Linked DNA regions of Homo sapiens: region 1 is linked to region 2. Evidence: read pairs that join two places in POLR2A ChIA-PET (ENCODE). Cell type or tissue: IMR-90. All regions are shown on one strand. Each heading gives the region's core, and the rest is flanking DNA. Links, peaks and the distances in the headings are about the cores only.

What was found. Peaks named below come from ENCODE experiments on the same cell type or tissue, not always from the same donor. Only the 100,000 strongest peaks of a DNase experiment are listed, where the experiment ranks them.
Region 1: POLR2A ChIA-PET joins it to region 2 with 15 read pairs; 4 of 35 experiments call an interaction of 5 or more read pairs at or near these places.

What each region holds. Positions count from the first base shown.
Region 1 is chr5:176,566,029-176,573,688 of GRCh38, forward strand. CDHR2 (cadherin related family member 2) reads left to right here. Exons shown (of 32, transcript NM_017675.6): 4 at 2,650-2,789; 5 at 2,932-2,982; 6 at 5,185-5,274. Among named protein-coding and RNA genes, the nearest start is that of CDHR2, 21 kb to the left of the region's middle. RefSeq lists an enhancer at 88-1,053. In IMR-90, for the core only: a CTCF peak has its summit at 4,251 (motif pointing left); no DNase peak of the experiment used is centred there; H3K27me3 peaks cover 868 bases.
Region 2 is chr5:176,432,014-176,442,559 of GRCh38, forward strand. No RefSeq gene overlaps it. Among named protein-coding and RNA genes, the nearest start is that of FAF2, 11 kb to the right of the region's middle. RefSeq lists an enhancer at 2,149-2,895. In IMR-90, for the core only: no CTCF peak of the experiment used is centred there; DNase peaks (open chromatin) are centred at 4,838 and 7,148; H3K27ac peaks cover 195 bases.

The sequences.
Region 1 (7,660 bases), core at 2,098-7,097, 130 kb after region 2:
GATCCCCTTGGGCCACGCTTCCTCCTCCTTCCTCACACTGGCTAATCTCTCCCACTCCCACGCTGGCTTTTTTTTTTTTTAAAGGGAGAGCAGGTGTCAGGCTCAGACCCTTTCACAGAAGCTAATGACTCACTTTGCTTTGTTTTTATTTGTAAAGTTACTTTCTGTCTATGGCAGGTGAGATGGGTTTTGAGATGTAAAGTTTGCTTTTAAAGTAAATGTCTTTACATGAGATGGAAAGTCAATTTAAGGAATGAGCACCAGGAACAGAACACAGACATAGCAATGGTCACGGCAAAAGTCACAGCAAAGGTCATGGCAGCGGTGCAGGAACGAATGAAGTTTGGGAAACATTATTTTGGAAGGAGCCAGGGGGCCTAGATACCACATTCCCAGAAGGCAGGATATAGATCGGGGAAGTAGAAACCATAGGTGGCCGGGTTGGTTGGGACCCCAAATAACAGAGATGCAAACAAGGCGGAGGTGAATTACCGCCCCTCGTGGCCGCCCAGGAGCCCGGACGGAGCTGTGGGGGCATGTCCCATCAGGCTGCCCTCCCTGCAGGGCTTGAGGGGGCGGGGGTCACGCAGCCTTCTTCCCGCTCAGTGGCCCGACTTCCCTAAGGCACAGGTCCCACCCACATGGGCCAGGATGGCTCAGACGAGAAACCATTCCAGTCACAGAAGGAGGAAGGGGACAAGAGGGCTTCTTCCTTTCTGGATTTTACACACATTGCTTCTGCTTTTGTCTCTTTGGCCAAAACTAAGCCACAGACCCACGCCTAGCTGCAAGGGAACCTGGCAAATGTGGCCTTCATTCTGGTTGGCCGTGTGCCTAGCTCAAAATCTGGGGCTCCATTGTTCTCAGAAAAGGGGGACAAGTGGATATTGGGGGACAAGCCACAGCCTTTGTTGCAGTGCAAAATGGAATCCAGGAATGTCGAAAGCTGCCAGATGAAACAAGAGACACCAAGGGGTATTGACAAATACAAAACCTGTGCAAGCAATCCCCTGATCAAGAGAAAGTATTTCCATCACCCCAGAAAGTTCCCTGTGTCCAGTTCTAGTCAATCTCTGCTCCCTAAAGGCAAGTGCTATTCTCATGTCTATCCCATGGAGGCTGGAGAGGGAGGAGTGCACAGGACTTTTTTTTTTTTTTGAGACAGGGTCTGGCTCTGTCCCCCAGGCTGGAGTGTAGTGGTGCGATCATGCTCACTTCAGCCTCGACCTCCTGGGCTCAACTGATCCTCCCACCTCAGCCTCCCAGGTGGCTGGGACTACAGGCATGTGCCACCATGCCTAGCTAATATTTTATTTTTTAAAGTAGAGACAGGGTTTTGCTACATTGCTGAGGCTGGTCTCAAACTCCTGGGCTCAAGCAGTTCTCCCATCTCGGCTTCCCAAAGTGCTGGGATTACAGGCATGAGCCACTGTGCACCACTACACCTGGCTAATTTTTTATTTTTATATTTATTTATTTTTGAGATGGAGTCTCGCTCTGTCACCCAGGCTGGAGTGCAGTGGTGCGATCTCAGCTCACTGCAACCTTCACCTCCCGGGTTCAAGCAATTCTCCTGCCTCAGCCTCCCCAGTAGCTGGGATTATAGGCACGTGCCACCAGGCCTGGTTAATTTTTTGTATTTTTAGTAGAGACGGGGTTTCACCATGTCGGCCAAGCTGGTTTCGAGCTCCTGATCTCAAGTGATCCGCCCACCTCCACCTCTCAAAGTGCTGGGATTACAGGCATGAGCCACCTCGCCTGGCCTAATTTTTAAATTTTTTTGTATAGATGGGGGTCTCGCTATGTGCCTAGGCAGCTCTCAAATTCCTAGGCTCAAGCCATCCCCCATCTCAGCCTCCCGGAGTGCGGGGATTACAGATGTAAACCACCATACCTGGCCTTCTGCTTTTAAAAGAAATGCAACTTTCTTGTGGGCCACGAAAGTATCAGGGGACGTAGGCTCCCATGCCAGTGGCTGAAGCCCTCAGAGCCCTGTGGCGGAGCTCCAGGGAAACGCATCTTCATGAAAAGAAGAAAGTCCTTGCTAATGAATATCGGGGCCAGTGGAGGTGTCGGAGCAGAGGCTGGATGGGTAAAGGAGGTGGGGGCTCAGGGATAGGGTGGGTTTGATGAATCTGTAAAAAGTTCCTTTCAGGCTAGGGAGTGGGCGACCAGCCTGCTGCTGTGCCCAGGCATGCAGTACAAGAGTTAGGGCTCTCAGGAGGCCAGCAGCAGACTGGACACAGCTTTGGCTCACTTGAGCAGAAAGGGGGTGTCCTGGAAGGCTCTCCAAAGCTCTAGTCTGCACCCAGATGCTGCAGCTGGAAAGGTTCACACCAGCCACGTCTAGTCTTGTGTCACGGAAACTCGGTATTCTGGAGAGGGCAGGGCCACAGGCTTGGCAAGGGGAGGGGTAGATGCCTGGGTACAGCCCCCGCCCCCTGCACTGTGTCCAGTGCCCATCGAGTCAGTGGGCACAAGGGAAATCAGGATGCTGCTGACTTGGCTGATGGTTGGGGAGGTCCCAGATGGCAAGTCAAGCCTGTGTACAGGGCAGCCAGGCGCCCAGCCCAGCCTCACAGCCAGCTTGGCCAGACCAGCACTGAAAGGGTGGCTGTGGACCCTGGGTGGCCCCTGTCCCATCCCCAGGTGCCCAGGCCTTCTGGTTGGTAGCGGAAGACCAGGACAATGACCCTCTGACCTATGGGATGAGCGGCCCCAATGCCTACTTCTTCGCTGTCACTCCGAAAACTGGGGAAGTGAAGCTGGCCAGCGCTCTGGACTACGAGGTAAAGAGCATCAGCCGGAGAGGGCACGGGACGCGGAGGGGGTGCTGGGAGGGCCCTGGGAGCCCGCGTCCTGGTGGCGGCACCCCCTGTGCTCCCACCCAGCGGGGGCTCACCACCGGCCCCTTCTCTCTGGCTGCTGCAGACACTCTACACATTCAAAGTCACCATCTCCGTGAGCGACCCCTACATCCAGGTGAGTTGGGAGGTGCAGGGGGGTAGACAGGGATTGCGAGAGTCCATTCCTGATTGTGTCCCCACCTCCGGCAAGCGGACGGTGCCCCAGTTAACAGTGAATTTAATGTTTATTTATATCGAGATTATACTAGTTCATTTCTTTGTCATATGACATTACCAAGATTTTAGTATTTTTAAAATTTATTTAAATTACATAAATATATTATTTATATCATATGAGGGCTTTTTTGTTTACATATAAATATATTGGTTATATTTTAATTGTAAATTAAATGTTTTTTTTTTTTTTGAGACGGAGTCTCGCTCTGTCGCCCAGGCTGGAGTGCAGTGGCGCGATCTCGGCTCACTGCAAGCTCCGCCTCCTGGGTTGACGCCATTCTCCTGCCTCAGCCTCCCGAGTAGCTGGGACTACAGGCGCCAGCCACCACGCCCGGCTAATTTTTGTATTTTTAGTAGAGACGGGGTTTCACTGTGTTAGCCAGGATGGTCTTGATCTCCTGACCTTGTGATCCGCCCGCCTCGGCTTCCCAGAGTGCTGGGATTACAGGCGTGAGCCACCACGCCCGGCCTAAATGTATTATTAATGTATATAAATATTGATTAGAAAAGTGCCAAATACCTCTCCACCCCAGGGCTCCAGAGGCAAAATCACTCTCAACTGCTTTGGCTGAATATGTTGCAACTACACTCTTATTTCCCACTTTGGGAGGCCGAGGTGGGCAGATCACCTGAGGTCAGGGGTTCAAGACCACCCTGGCCAACATGGAGAAACCCCCATCTCTACTAAAAATACAAAAATTAGCTGGGCATGGTGGTACACGCTTGTAATTCCAACTACTCAGGAGGCTGAGGCACAAGAATCGCTTGAACCCGGGAGGTGGAGGTTGTATTGAGCCGAGATTGCACCACCTCACTCCAGCCTGAGTGATAGCACGAGACTCCGTCTCAAAAAAAAAAAAATTACAGATAAAACGAAAGTCCCCTTGGAAAATCCTTTCCAGCTCACTCCCACTGAAGTGTTGACCGTTACTGTATGCTTTGACACTTCTCAGCGCTGAGGTACATGCCTCCATGTACTTCTTGGTGCATTTTTTGAAACCCAGTGGAATCCAGCTGTCTATATTGTCTTGAAAGCTGCCTTGCCCACTCAGCGATTGAGCTTAGAGCTCTCTCTGGGTCTTACAAATCCCCAATTTTTGTAACGTCTATATCTATGGTGGGAACTGCCCTTAAGCTGGTTCCCTCTGGTGTCCACATAGTTGTTCACAGCTTTATACTATGGCAAACAAAGCGAACGTGCACATTCCCGTGATAGGACAGGCACTTTTTTCCAACTTTTTATTTTATCTTTTTGAGTTAGGATCTTACTCTTGCCCAGGCTGGAGTGCAGTGGTGCAATCACAGCTCACATCAGCCTCCACCTCCTGGACTCAAGCAATCCTCTTAACTCAGCCTCCAGCGTAGCTGGGACTACAGGCGCTCACCAACCATACTCAGCTAATTTTAAAATTTTTTGTAGAGACAGAGTCTCACCATATTGCCCAGGCTGGTCTTGAACTCCTGGGCTCAAGCGATCCTCCCATCTTGGCCTCCCAAAGTACACAGGCATGAGCCACTGCGCCTGGCTGGCTGGCATATTTTATATTTAAAAAATTAACTGCTGGCGTGGTGGTGCACGCCTGTAATCCCAGCACTTTGGGACGCCAAGGCGGGCAGATCACCTGAGGTCGGGAGTTCAAGAGCAGCCTGACCAACATGGTAAAACCCCATCTTTACTAAATACCAAAAACTAACTGGGTGTGGTGGTGCATGTCTGTAATCCCAGCTACTCAGGAGGCTGAGGCAGGAGAATTGCTTGAACCTGGGAGGCGGAGGTTGCATTGAGATGAGATCACGCCATTGTACTCCAGCCTGGGTAACAAGAATGAAACTCTGTCTAAAAAAAAAAAAAAATTAACTAATGATGCCTGCAACTTACTTTCAAATGGTTCAGAAAACAACATATGGAGAGAACCTGGTCTCTACAAAAAAAAAAAAAAAAAAAAAAAAAAAAAAAGCCCCCAAAAACATATGGAGAGAAAGAGAGACCAAACAGTAGGTTGATCTGGATGAAGGACACCAGCTCTTTGTACGATACTTGCAACTTTTCTGGTGTTTTAAATCCTATTTTCTGGGGTCCCCTGGGCTTTCTCACTTGCAGGTGCAGAGGGAGATGCTGGTGATTGTGGAAGATAGAAACGACAACGCACCCGTTTTCCAGAACACCGCTTTCTCCACCAGCATCAACGAGGTGACACCTGCCTTAATGTGGTTGTGGGGCAGGGGGCATCCCAAAGTGCTTCTCAGAGTAGGAAGAGCCAGAGACAGTCAGTGGGGCATTCAGAGTTGGGAAAAACCTCTCCTAGCAGGGGCAGCTTCAAGAACCAAAGCCAGGGGGATGTAACCCCACAAACTGGTTACAGCAATATTTTGCAATCAGTCAGGTTAGGAATTCTTTCAGTGATGAAAGCAAAAAAAAAAAAGGGAGTTGATTTTTTTTGTGTAGACGGAGTCTCACTCTGTTGCCCAGGCTGGAGTGCAGTGGCACGATCTCGGCTCACTGCAAGCTCCGCCTCCTGGGTTCACACCATTCTCCTGCCTCAGCCTCCCAAGTAGCTGGGACTACAGGCGCCCGCCACCTCGCCCGCCTAATTTTTTGCATTTTTAGTAGAGACGGGGTTTCACCGTGTTAGCCAGGATGGTCTCGATTTCCTGACCTCGTGATCCGCACGCCTCGGCCTCCCAAAGTGCTGGGATTACAGGCGTGAGCCACTGCGCCCAGCCTCGTGTATCTAAAAAATTTAGAGGTACCTCAGACTTCAGGCATGGCTAGATCCAGGTACTCAAATCATATCTTGATTTGATTTGAGCCAAATCATATCGTGAAATTTGATTTGAAATCATATCTTCAGGCATGGCTGGATCCAGGTACTCAAATCACATCAAGATATGATTTGAGTTTCTCTCCTCCTCTCAGCTCTGCTTCTCTTATTGCCTCCATCCTGGGGGAAGAGAGGCAAGTCTCTCATGTGGTGATAAAAGTACAGGCTCGCCGGGTGCCGTGGCTCACTCCTGTAATACCAGCACTTTGGGAGGCTGAGGTGGGCGGATCACCTGAGGTCGGGAGTTGGAGACCAGCCTGACCAACATGGAGAAACCCCGTCTCTACTGAAAAAAAAAAAAAAAATTAGCCGAGTGTGGTGGCACATGCCTGTAATCCCAGCTACTCAGGAGGCTGAGGCAGGAGAATTGCTTGAACCTGGGAGGCAGAGGTTGCAGTGAGCCGAGATTGCACCATTGCACTCCAGCCTGGGCAACAAGAACAAAACTCCATCTCAAAAATAAATAAATAAATAAATAAATAATAAAAAAATTAAAAAATTAAAAAGTACAGGCTCACATTGAGGAGACCGTCTCTTTCTCAATCTTTCCAGCCCAAAGCCCAGGGCTGACTTTCATTGGCTCATTTTAGGTCATGTGCTATCCTTGAGCTAATTTAGGGGTATGGAAGGCTCTCATGGGTTGGGTCTGCATCGTGGGCCTTCCCCGCAGCAAGGGGGAGGAGTGGGGACAGTTCCACTTAAGCTACATGGGTGGAAAGGAGATTCCCTGATGGTCACTGGGCAGCAAATACCACCACTCCTGAACTTCCGTTGCCATGTGCCTGCAAAGACCTTCCAGGTGGGGGGCCCCATGCCAGGCCAGACACGTGTGGTCTGGACAGCCATGTGAGAGGCTCTGATGCAATGCCTCAGCACCCGGCACTGTCTAGGTGCTAAGGTTACCTGGGGAGCAAGACAGACCTGGTTGCTACTCTCAGCAGCTCACCTTCTAGGGAAGGCCACAGACAGGAACCAATGAAACAAAATAAGCAGAATGGATTTCAGATGGCGGTGAGCCCCACAATGAGCACGAGACAAGGCAAAGTCAAGGAAGTGACTGCAGCGGGCACTGCTTTAGGTTGAAGGGTCAGGAAAGGCCTCTCTGAGTTGAGGGCATCTGAACAGAGAGACCTGAATGGCAAGAAGGAGCTGGCAGGGGATGCTCCAGGAAGGGGTGCTCCAGGCAGGGGGAACAACAGGTGCAAAGCCCTGAGGCAGGAACAAGCTCAGCCAGTGTGGCTGGAGGGGGAGGGTGAGGAGGAGGTCAGGTCAGAGAGGCGAGTGGCAGCCCAGGCTCGAAGGAGTCTGGACTGTGATCTGGGCAGAATGGGGGGACTCTTGGGGGATTTGAAGGAGAAGAGTTATGTGGTCTGATTCATGATTTTCAAAGATCTCTGTGGCCACCATTAGGAAGTATAGGTCGTGGCTGGGCACGGTGGCTCACACCTATAATCCTAGCACTTTGGGAGGCTGAGGCGGGTGGATCACCTGAGGTCAGGAGTTCGACACCAGCCTGGCCAACACGGTGAAACCCTGTCTCTATTAAAAATATATATAAAAAAAATTAGCTAGGCATGGTGGTGGGCGCCTATAATCCCACCTACTGGGGAGGCTGAGGCAGGAGAATCGCTTAAACCCAGGGGGCAGAGGTTACAGTGAGCCGAGATCGTGCCCCTTCACTCCAGCCTGGGCGAAAGAGTGAAACTCCATCTCAGGAAAAAAAAAAGGAGGTAGAGTTGGTGTGTACAGGGGCCC
Region 2 (10,546 bases), core at 2,240-7,239:
GGGTGCATCCAGGCCTCAGCAAGCTGTCCTATTGGTTTGAGCCATAAAGGTAGCTCATGCTGGTCCCAAGCACTGATAGGAGATTTGCCAAAGGTCAGGGGCATCTCCACTCAGAATCCTTCCACGGTTACCAAAACGTGAACCCTGAATACCTGAGACAGGTCTTAGTTAATATAGAAAGTTTATTTTGCCAAGGTTGAGGACACGCGCCTGTGACACAGCCTCAGGAGGTCCTGACGACATACGCCCAAGGTGGTCAGGGCAGAGTTTAGTTTTATACATTTTAGGGAGACATGAGACATCAATCAACACATTTACATATGAACATTGGTTCAGTCCAGAAAGGTGGGACAACTTGAAGCAAAGGTGGGACAACTCCATGGGGAGGGGGCTTCCAGGTCATAGGTAGATAAGAGACAAATGGTTGCATTCTTTTGAGTTTCTGAGTAGCCTCTTCAAAGCAGGCAATCGGATATGCGTGTATGTCAGTGAGCAGAGGGGTGACTGAATAGAATGGGAAGCAAGTTTCTCCCAAGCAATTCCCAGCTTGACCTTTTCCCTTTAGCTTAGCGATCTGGGGGCCCCAAGATTTATTTTCCTTTCGCAGCCCCTGAACTATGAAACACACGTCTATGAAGATGGAGATGTTCTGAGGCTCCTGGGACCCTTGGTACGTCCTAGCTGGTGCTGGATGGGGTGCAGCTGGAGAATCGCTTGAACCCGGGAGGTGGAGGTTGCAGTGAGCCAAGAGTGCACTCCAGCCTGGGCGACAGAGTGAGACTGCGTCTCAAAAAAAGAAAGAACTACAAAATGTTGTTGAGAGAAGTTAAATAAGGTCTAAGTAAATAGAAAGATATACCTTATTTATGGATTAGAAGAGTCAATAATAAGATGTAAATTCTTGGAAGGAACCTGGGGGAAAAAAAAGATGCAATAAAACTCCCAGCAGTCTTTAAAAAATAAAAGAAAGACCTCTCCCTCTCCCCATCCCCCTCCCCCTCCCCCTCCCCCTCCCCCTCCCTCCTCTCCCTCTCCCTCTCCCTCTCCCTCTCCCTCTCCCTCTCCTTCTCCCTCTCCCTCTCCCCTTTCCACGGTCTCCCTCTGATGCCGAGCCGAAGCTGGACTCTCCCTCTTTCCACGGTCTCCCTCTGATGCCGAGCCGAAGCTGGACTGTACTGCTGCCAACTCGGCTCACTGCAACCTCCCTGCCTGATTCTCCTGCCTCAGCCTGCCGAGTGCCTGCGATTGCAGGCGCGCACCGCCACGCCTGACTGGTTTTCGTATTTTTTTGGTGGAGACGGGGTTTCGCTGTGTTGGCCGGGCTGGTCTCCAGCTCCTGACCGCAAGTGATCCGCCAGCCTCGGCCTCCCGAGGTGCCGGGATTGCAGACGGAGTCTCGTTCACTCAGTGCTCAATGGTGCCCAGGCTGGAGAGCAGTGGCGTGATCTCGGCTCGCTACAACCTCCACATCCCAGCCGCCTGCCTTGGCCTCCCAAAGTGCCGAGATTGCAGCCTCTGCCCGGCCGCCACCCCGTCTGGGAAGTGAGGAGCGTCTCTGCCTGGCCCCCCATCGTCTGGGACGTGAGGAGCCCCTCTGCCTGGCTGCCCAGTCTGGAAAGTGAGGAGCATCTCTGCCCGGCCGCCATCCCATCTAGGAAGTGAGGAGTGCCTCTTCCCGGCCGCCATCCCATCTAGGAAGTGAGGAGCATCTCTGCCTGACCTGCCCATCGTCTGAGTGGGGAGCGCCTCTGCCCCGCTGCCCAGTCTGGGATGTGAGGAGCGCCTCTGCCCGGCCGCGACCCCGTCTGGGAGGTGAGGAGCGTCTCTGCCCGGCCGCCCCGTCTGAGAAGTGAGGAGACCCTCTACCTGGCAACCACCCCGTCTGAGAAGTGAGGAGCCCCTCCGCCCGGCAGCCACCCTGTCTGAGAAGTGAGGAGCCCCTCCGCCCGGCAGCCACCCCATCTGAGAAGTGAGGAGCCCCTCCGCCTGGCAGCCACCCCGTCTGGAAAGTGAGGAGCGTCTCCGCCCGGCAGCCACCCCGTCCGGGAGGGAGGTGGGGGTCAGCCCCCGCCAGGCCAGCCGCCCCTTCCGGGAGGTGAGGGGCGCCTCTGCCCGGCCGCCCCTACTGGGAAGTGAGGAGCCCCTCTGCCCGGCCAGCCGCCCCGTCCGGGAGGGAGGTGGGGGGTCAGCCCCCGACCCGGCCAGCCGCCCCGTCTGGGAGGTGAGGGGCGCCTCTGCCCGGCCGCCCCTACTGGGAAGTGAGGAGCCCCTCTGCCCGGCCACCACCCCGTCTGGGAGGTGTACCCAGCAGCTCATTGAGAACGGGCCATGATGACAATGGTAGTTTTGTGGAATAGAAAGGGGGGAAAGGTGGGGAAAAGATTGGGAGATCGGATGGTTGCCGTGTCTGTGTAGAAAGAAGTAGACATGGGAGACTTTTCATTTTGTTCTGTACTAAGAATTCTTCTGCCTTGGGATCCTGTTGATCTGTGACCTTGCCCCCAACCCTGTGCTCTCTGAAACATGTGCTGTGTCCACTCAGGGTTAAATGGATTAAGGGCGGTGCAAGATGTGCTTTGTTAAACAGATGCTTGAAGGCAGCATGCTCGTTAAGAGTCATCACCACTCCCTAATCTCAAGGACCCAGGGACACAAACACTGCGGAAGGCCACAGGGTCCTCTGCCTAGGAAAACCAGAGACCTTTGTTCACTTGTTTATCTGCTGACCTTCCCTCCACTATTGTCCTATGACCCTGCCAAATCCCCCTCTGTGAGAAACACCCAAGAATGATCAATAAAAAATATATATTAAAAAATAATAATAAAAAAAAGAAAAGAAAGAAATTGACAAACTGATTCTAAAATTTGTTCAGAAATGTAAAGGACCTAAAATAGCCAAAACAATTTTAGAAAAGAGCAAAGCTGGATAACTAACAACCTGATTTCAAGATTTTGTTTTTTTGTGTTTTGTTTTTTGTTTTTGAGATGGAGTTTCACTCTATCGCCAGGCTGGAGTGCAGTGGCGCGATCTCACCTCACTGCAACCTCCAACTCCCTGGTTCAAGCCATTCTCCTGCCTCAGCCTCCCGAGTAGCTGGGACTACAGGCACGCACCACCACACCCAGCTAATTTTTGTATTTTTAGTAGAGACGGGGTTTGACCATTTTGGCCAGGACGGTCTCGATCTCCTGACCTCGTGATCTACCCACCTCAGCCTCCTGAAGTGTTGGGATTACAGGCATGAGCCACTGTGCCCAACGTCAAGATGTTCTATATAGCTACGGTAATCAAGACAGAATGGTATTGGCATCAAGATAAACAGATAAATAACGAGAATAGAGTCTAGAAGTCTTACACATGTACAGACCACTGCAACAAAGTTACAAAGGCAATTCAGTGGAGAAGGATAGTCATCATCATTATCATTATTAATATTTTAGAGACAGGGTCCCACTCTGTTGCCCAGGTTGGAGTGCAGTGGTGCGATCCTAGCTCACTGCAGCCTCCGCCTCCTGGGCTCAAGTGATTCCCTCACCTCAGCCTCCTGAGTAGCTGGGACTACTGGCACACGCCACCACACCCAGCTAACAGTATACTTTTTGATGCTTAAATTTCCCAGTCTTTGGCCAGTGGAAGCCTCTTCAAACTTGTTCCAATGTCATTAACATTCTGATGTTTTGATGTTTCAGGTAACAACTTTATTGCTTTCTGGTACAGCAAGGTGTTTGTGGCTCATCCTCTACATGTCCTGCCCCAGACTGGAATTAATCATTTCTTCAAAGGGTTTTGTAACCTTTGAGTGGGAAATGGTATTTAGAAAACACTAGGTGGGCACCTCAGGCATTAATTTTTTTTTTTTTTTTTTTGAGACGGGGTCTTGCTCAGTAGCCCAGGCTGGAGTACAGTGGTGCGATGTCGGCCCATTGCAACCTCCACCTCCCAGGTTCAGGTAATTTTCCCACCTCAGCCTCCTGAGTAGCTGGGATTATAGGCACACATCACCATGCCCAGCTAATTTTTGCATTTTTTTGAGTAGAGACGGGGTTTCACCATGTTGGCCAGACTGGTCTCGAACTCCTGACCTCAGGTGATCCACCCTCCTTGTCCTCTCAAAGTGCTGGGATTATAGGCGTGAGCCACTGCACCTAGCCTGATTATTTCTTATAAACCTCTTTAGTCAAGAAAACTAGGAAATACAGTTTCTGTTTGAAAAAGAAAACGCACTGTAGTCTTACTGTCTTACTGATATTTCTTTTTTTTTTTTTTTTTTTGAGACAGAGTCTTGCTCTGTCGCCCAGGCTGGAGTGCAGTGGCGCGATCTCGGCTCACTGCAAGCTCCGCCTCCCAGGTTCACGCCATTCTCGTGCCTTAGCCTCCCGAGTAGCTGGGATTACAGGCACCCACCACCTCGCCCAGCTAATTTTTTGTATTTTTAGTACAGATGGGGTTTCACCGTGTTAGCCAGGATGGTCTCCATCTCCTGACCTCGTGATTTGCCCACCTCAGCCTCCCAGAGTGCTGGGATTACAGGCTTGAGCCACGGCGCCTGGCCTCTTACTGAAATTTCTAATTTAAATTTAAAATAATGTTTTTACTTAATCTCTTTGATTTTAGATCTATGTATTTTTTCTTTCACCAAAAATCTTGGTTCCAATGCATAACATATTTACTCTTTTTTGCTGTCTCCATATATACACAGTAGTCCCTTATAATTCTTGGTTTCACTTTCCATGGTTACAGTTACTTGTGGTCAACCACAGTCTGAAAATATTAAATGGAAAATTCCAGAAATAAACAATTCATAAGTTTTGAATTGAGGAGCGTGATGAAATCTTGCATCCTCCCGTTCCATCCTGTATGGGATGTGAGTCGCCCCTTTGTCCAGCGTCTCCATGCTGTATACACTCCCCACCCATCAGTCACTTTGCAGTTGATCTGATAACTCTGCAGTTAACAGATCAATTGTTGCGGTTCTCAGTGCTTTTGTTCAGGTTCCCCTTATTTTACTTAATATTGGTCTCAAAGCTTAGAGTAGTGATGCTGGCAGCTCAGATACGCCAAAGAGAAGCCATACATTCCTTTCTTTAAGTGTAAAGGTGAACGTTCTTGATTTAATAAGGAAAGAAAAAAATTGTATGCTGAGGTTGCTAAGATCTATGATAGAAACAAATCTATCCATGAAACTGTCAAGAAGGAAAACGAAATTTGTGCCAGTTTTGCTGTCACACCCCAAACTGCAAAAGTTACACCGCAGTATGTGTTAAGTGCTTAGTTCAGATGGAAAAGGCATTACATTTGTGGGTGGGAGAGATGAACAGAAACAAGCTTCAAGTGACAGCATTCAGATTTGGTACTATTCGTGGTTTCAGGACCCACTGGGAGTATATATTTAAGTGCATGCCTGTGTGTGTGTGTGTGTGTGTGTGTGTGTGTGTGTGTGTGTGTGTGTGTAGCAATATCAGGCTGGGCGCAGTGGCTCACGCCTGTAAATCCCAGCACTCTGGGAGGCTGAGGCAGGCAGATCACTTGAGGTCAGGAGTTCGAGACCAGCCTGGCCAACATGGTGAAACGCTGTCTCTACTAAAAACTAGCCGGGCATGGTGGCGTGCGCCTGTAGTCCTAGCTACCTGGGAGGCTGAGGTGGGAGAATCACTTGAACCCGGGAGGTGGAGGTTGCAGTAAGCTGAGATCACACCATTGCACTCCAGCCTGGGCAACAGAGCAAGACCCTGTCTCAAAAAAGAAACAAAAAACAAAACAAAACAAAAATAAATAAAATCACAATATCAATATTATTACTGACACTAGGATTATTTAAAACCATTTCAGATTTCTTTGCTTTTCTTTTTGTTCTCAGGATATAACCTATAAGGAGTATATAGGTCAGACGTGGTGCCTCATGCCTGTAACCCCAGCACTTTGAGAGGCCGAGGCAGGCAGATCACCTGAAGTCAAGAGTTCAAGACCAGCCTGGCCAACATGGTGAAACCCTGTCCCTACAAAAATACTAAAGTTAGCTGGGCATGATGACAGGCGCCTGTAATCCCAGCTACTCGGGAGGCTGAGGTGGGAGAATCGCTTGAACCTGGGAGACGGAGGTTGCAGTGAGCCAAGATCACACCATTGCACTCCAGCCTGGGTGACAGCACGAGACTCCGTCTCAAAAAAAAAAGGAATACATAGACATTACCGTATGGCTTTTTGTTTTTGTTTTTTATTTTTTGAGATGGAGTCTCATTCTGTTGCGCAGGCTGGAGTGCAATGGCGCAATCTTGGCTCACTGCAACCTCCGCTTCCCGGGTTCAAGTAATTCTCTTGCCTCAGCCTCCCGAGTAGCTGGGATTACAGGCATGTGCCACCACACCTGGCTAATTTTCTCATTTTAGTAGAGACGGGGTGTCACCATGTTGGCCAGGCTGGTCTCAAACTCCTGACCTCAGGTGATTTGCCTGCCTTGGCCTCCCAAAGTGCTGGGGTTACAGCCGTGAGCCACCGCGCCCGGCCACATTACTGTGTTTTAAGTTCACTTGAATTTGTTATTTTTGGCTGGGCTCGGTGGCTCACGCTTGTAATCCCAGTACTTTGGCACTTGGAAAGGCTGAGGCAGGCGGATCACCTGAGGTCAGGAGTTCGAAACCAGCCTGGCCAACATGGTGAAATCCTGTCTCTACTAAAAATACAAAAATTAGCCAGGCATGGTGGTGGTGCGCACCTGTAATCCCAGCTACTTGGGAGGCTGAGGCAGGAGAATCTCTTGAACTCAGGAGGCAGATTTCAGTGAGCTGAGATCATGCCACTGCACTCTAGCCTGGGTGACAGAATGAGTGAGACTCCATTCAAAAAAAAAAAATTCCTTATTTTCTCTGTGGTTGGGTCACTAATTTGATATTTAATATCGTAGAGAATATAGCCTGACTGAAAGCTCACATGCTTATACTTTACTGGGGAGAGTGATTTCAGGGAATCAGGCCTGAGGGAACAGGAAAGTGAGGCAAGGAAAACGAGAGGGCTAATTCGAGGGGCTGCCTACTGCTTGGTGCTAAGTGTGTTGGTCAATCCCATGGTCTATTCCCAGAGAGCCAACATGAACGACTGCAACACGAGACAGCTCACCACACAGCAGGAGATGACAAGATGTTATCCGGTGGCTCCTGTCAACAAATCAACTCAAATAAATGAGTCAGGCATGGTGGTATTTGCCTGTGGTCTCAGCTACTTGTGAAGCTGAGGTCGGAGGATTACTTGAGCCCACGAGTTTAAGACCAACACCGGCAACTTAGGGAGACCCTGCCTGTATACAAAATACAAATAAAAAAAATTAAGAGGGCATGGTGGCACACACCTGTGGTCCCAACTATTTGGGAGGCTGAAGTGGGAGGACTGCTTGAGTCCCTGAGGTCAGGACTACAGTAAGCCGTGATCACACCATGCACTCCAGCCTAAGAGACAGAATGAGACCCTCTCTCTCTCTCTTTTTTTTTTTTTTTCTGTGAGACAGAGTTTTATTCCTGTCACCCAGGCTGGAGTGCAGTGGCGCAATCACGGCTCACTGCAGCCTTGACCTCTGGGGCTCAAGCGAATCCTCCTGCCTTGGCCTCCTGAGTAGCTGAGACTGTTAATGGTGGAGGAGTTCCAGGTTTTTGGCATCTTGAACAAAGAATTGGACAAAATACACAAAGAAACAAGGAAAGAATGAAGGGATTTACTGAAAATGAAAGTACACTCCACAGTGTGGGAGCAGGCCCAAGTACAGAGGCTCAAGGACCCCATTACAGAATTTTTGGGAGTTTAACTATCCCCTAGAGGATTCCATTGGTTACTTCGGGTACACCCTATGAAAATGGAGAGAATGAAGTAAAGTTACAAAGTTATTTACAACATATGCCCTATGGAGAGGATATTTCCTGTTATAGCTGAAGTGTAAATCGGCCTTATGTTCCCTGCCTCCAGACCCTATTTTCCTGCCCCAGGACTATCAGCATGTGCCACTGTGCCCAGCTAATGTTTGTATTTTTTGTAGAGAGGAGGTTTCACCATGTTGCCCAGGCTGGTCTTGAACTCCCAGCCTCAAGGAATCCACCCTCCTCAGCCTCCCAAAGTGTTGGGATTATAGGCATGAGCCACTGTGCCCAGCTGAGATACTATCTAAAATAAATAAATAAATATATAAATTCCACTGACAAAGATTGTCTTTTTTTTTTTGAAACGGAATCTCTCTCTGTTGCCCAGGCTGGAGTGCAGTGGCGTGATCTTGGCTCACTGCAACCTCCACCTCCTGCGTTCAAGCGATTCTCCTGCCTCAGCCTCCCGAGTATTTGGGACTACAGGCACCCACCACCACATCCGGCTGATTTTTGTGTTTTTATTAGAGATGGAGTTTCATCATGTTGGCCAGACTGGTCTCAAACTCCTGACCTCGGGTGATCTGCCCGCCTCGGCCTGCCAAAGTGCTGGGATTACAGGCGTGAGCCACCACGCCCGGCCAAGGATTGTCTTTTTTAAAAAAGAGAGACTTCATTCCAGTGAACAGTTTGCAAACCAGAGAGATGCATCCTTCAGTGAAAACAAAGGTGCCTTCTGAGAGAACAAAGAGAGGGGTTGTCTTTTACAAAGAAAGCTCTGCCCATGTTCTCACTATGGTCCACTTATGCAAACGAGGGATGCAATCTTTGACTGATGCTTGTTGTATTCTGATTTGTCGATACAGGTCATAGTCTACTGATTAGGTCTGTGTCTTGGTCTGTTTGTGTTGCTCTAAAGGAATGCCCAAGACTGCATAATTTATAAAGAACAGAGGGTTATTAGGCTCACGGTTCTGCAGGCTGTACAAGAAGCATGGCACCAGCATCTGCCTCTGATGAGGGCCTCAGGAAGTTTCCACTTATGACAAAAGGTGAAGGGGAACAGGCTTGTGCAGATAACATGGAGAGAGAAGAGGCAAGAGAGAGGGGAGGAGGTGCCATGCTCTTTTCAACAATCAGTTATCTTGAGAGCTAAGAGTGAGACCTGCCTCCCTCCCACAAGAACAGCATCAAGTTATTAATGAGGGATCCACCCCTATCACCCAAGCACCTCCCACATGGCCCCACCTCCAACATAGGGGATCAAACTTCAACATGAGACTTGGCGGAGCCAAACAAACCATATTCAAACAATAGTAGTTCAGGAGGCGAAATGGGATTTTCCAACAGTCGTTATTTCTGGCAGGATGAACAAGAACAGACAGCTATGAAAGTCCCAACATTACATGAGCATGTGGGTTCCTGGGAATGCAGGATACGTGGGTGACCTAGAGTCAGTGAATGGCCGCTTGGCTGTATTTTGAATTCAGGCCCACTTAGCCACTCAGGATCCATCTTGAAGGACTGGCTCTTTCAGGGTTCACACTCCCATCTCTTAATGGCCAAAAATTTGCCCCACGGGCCATTACTTCCCCTGCACTTCTGGGTCACATGTGGGTAGGCGCTGCGCTGGTCCATGGTGTCTCCTGCTCCAGTAGCAATAGAAAAGCTCCAGGGCGGGAGTCAAAGCCTGTAGTGCACATGCAAGTGACATGCTGTTGCACTGGGTCTGTGCAAGCTGGTCACCACGGAGGTGGCCAGACAGAATCCATCCAAGTAGAACTGATCAGCACAGAAGTGGCTGGGGGTGCAACAAGTGACCAAGGGCCTTGGAGATAGGTAAGACTGCAAAGATCTCAGGTGAAATGTAAGAGATGTTGGATGCAGTCCCTCCCTTGCACTGCTCACTCCCTCCCGTTATATCCAGTCCTACAGTTCTCCACGACTGTAGGAACAAAATGCCCTCATTCCTTCCAAGAGGGACGGTAGGAGTCCAAACATTCATAAAAATCCCTTTTCATTTAGTAGCCAGCAACAATCTACAAAGACTTAAGGTGAGCTAGCTGGTGAAACAAACTAAGCTCTCTGCAGCTGCAACTGGTCCCAAGGCTGTAAGTGATAATCGTCATCTCCTTCCTCCATTACTCATTCGGCATTTCCCTCACCCTTGGCTAGTACTTTGGTTGGCCTGATGCTTTTCCAGCCTGGGCAATCCAGACTTTTATTTTGGAAGGGTCTCAGCCTTTAATTACCTTCCCTTGTCAGGCTGTGGTTGTGGCAATTGCTTGTTTTCCGTTATCACTGGGTGTGGAAGTGACAAAAGATGTCCCAGTAAGTCCCCTGAGCTCCAGACACACTCCTGACTCTGTGGTGTATAACAGCAACCCTGGCCCCTCATTGTAAACAGGGGGATTACCCTGCTGGTCTGACAACTCCTCCACTCGCAGGTTTACGGCATGAGGTGTCCAAAGTGTCCAGGTGGTCATCGCAGCAAGCAGTTCAATGGAAACTACACTGTCTCCTGGGAAACATGCCCTCCCAACCAGGCAGAGGCTAAGATTGTAGGGACAATTTAAATGCAAATGGGTTATTTAAACCATCTGTAAGTAGGTCTGTTGCTTTTCCTCCCTTTCCCATTCTGCCAGCTCAGGTGTTATTTAAACTTGTTCACAGTTCACAAATCACGCAATTTTTTACAAACAGA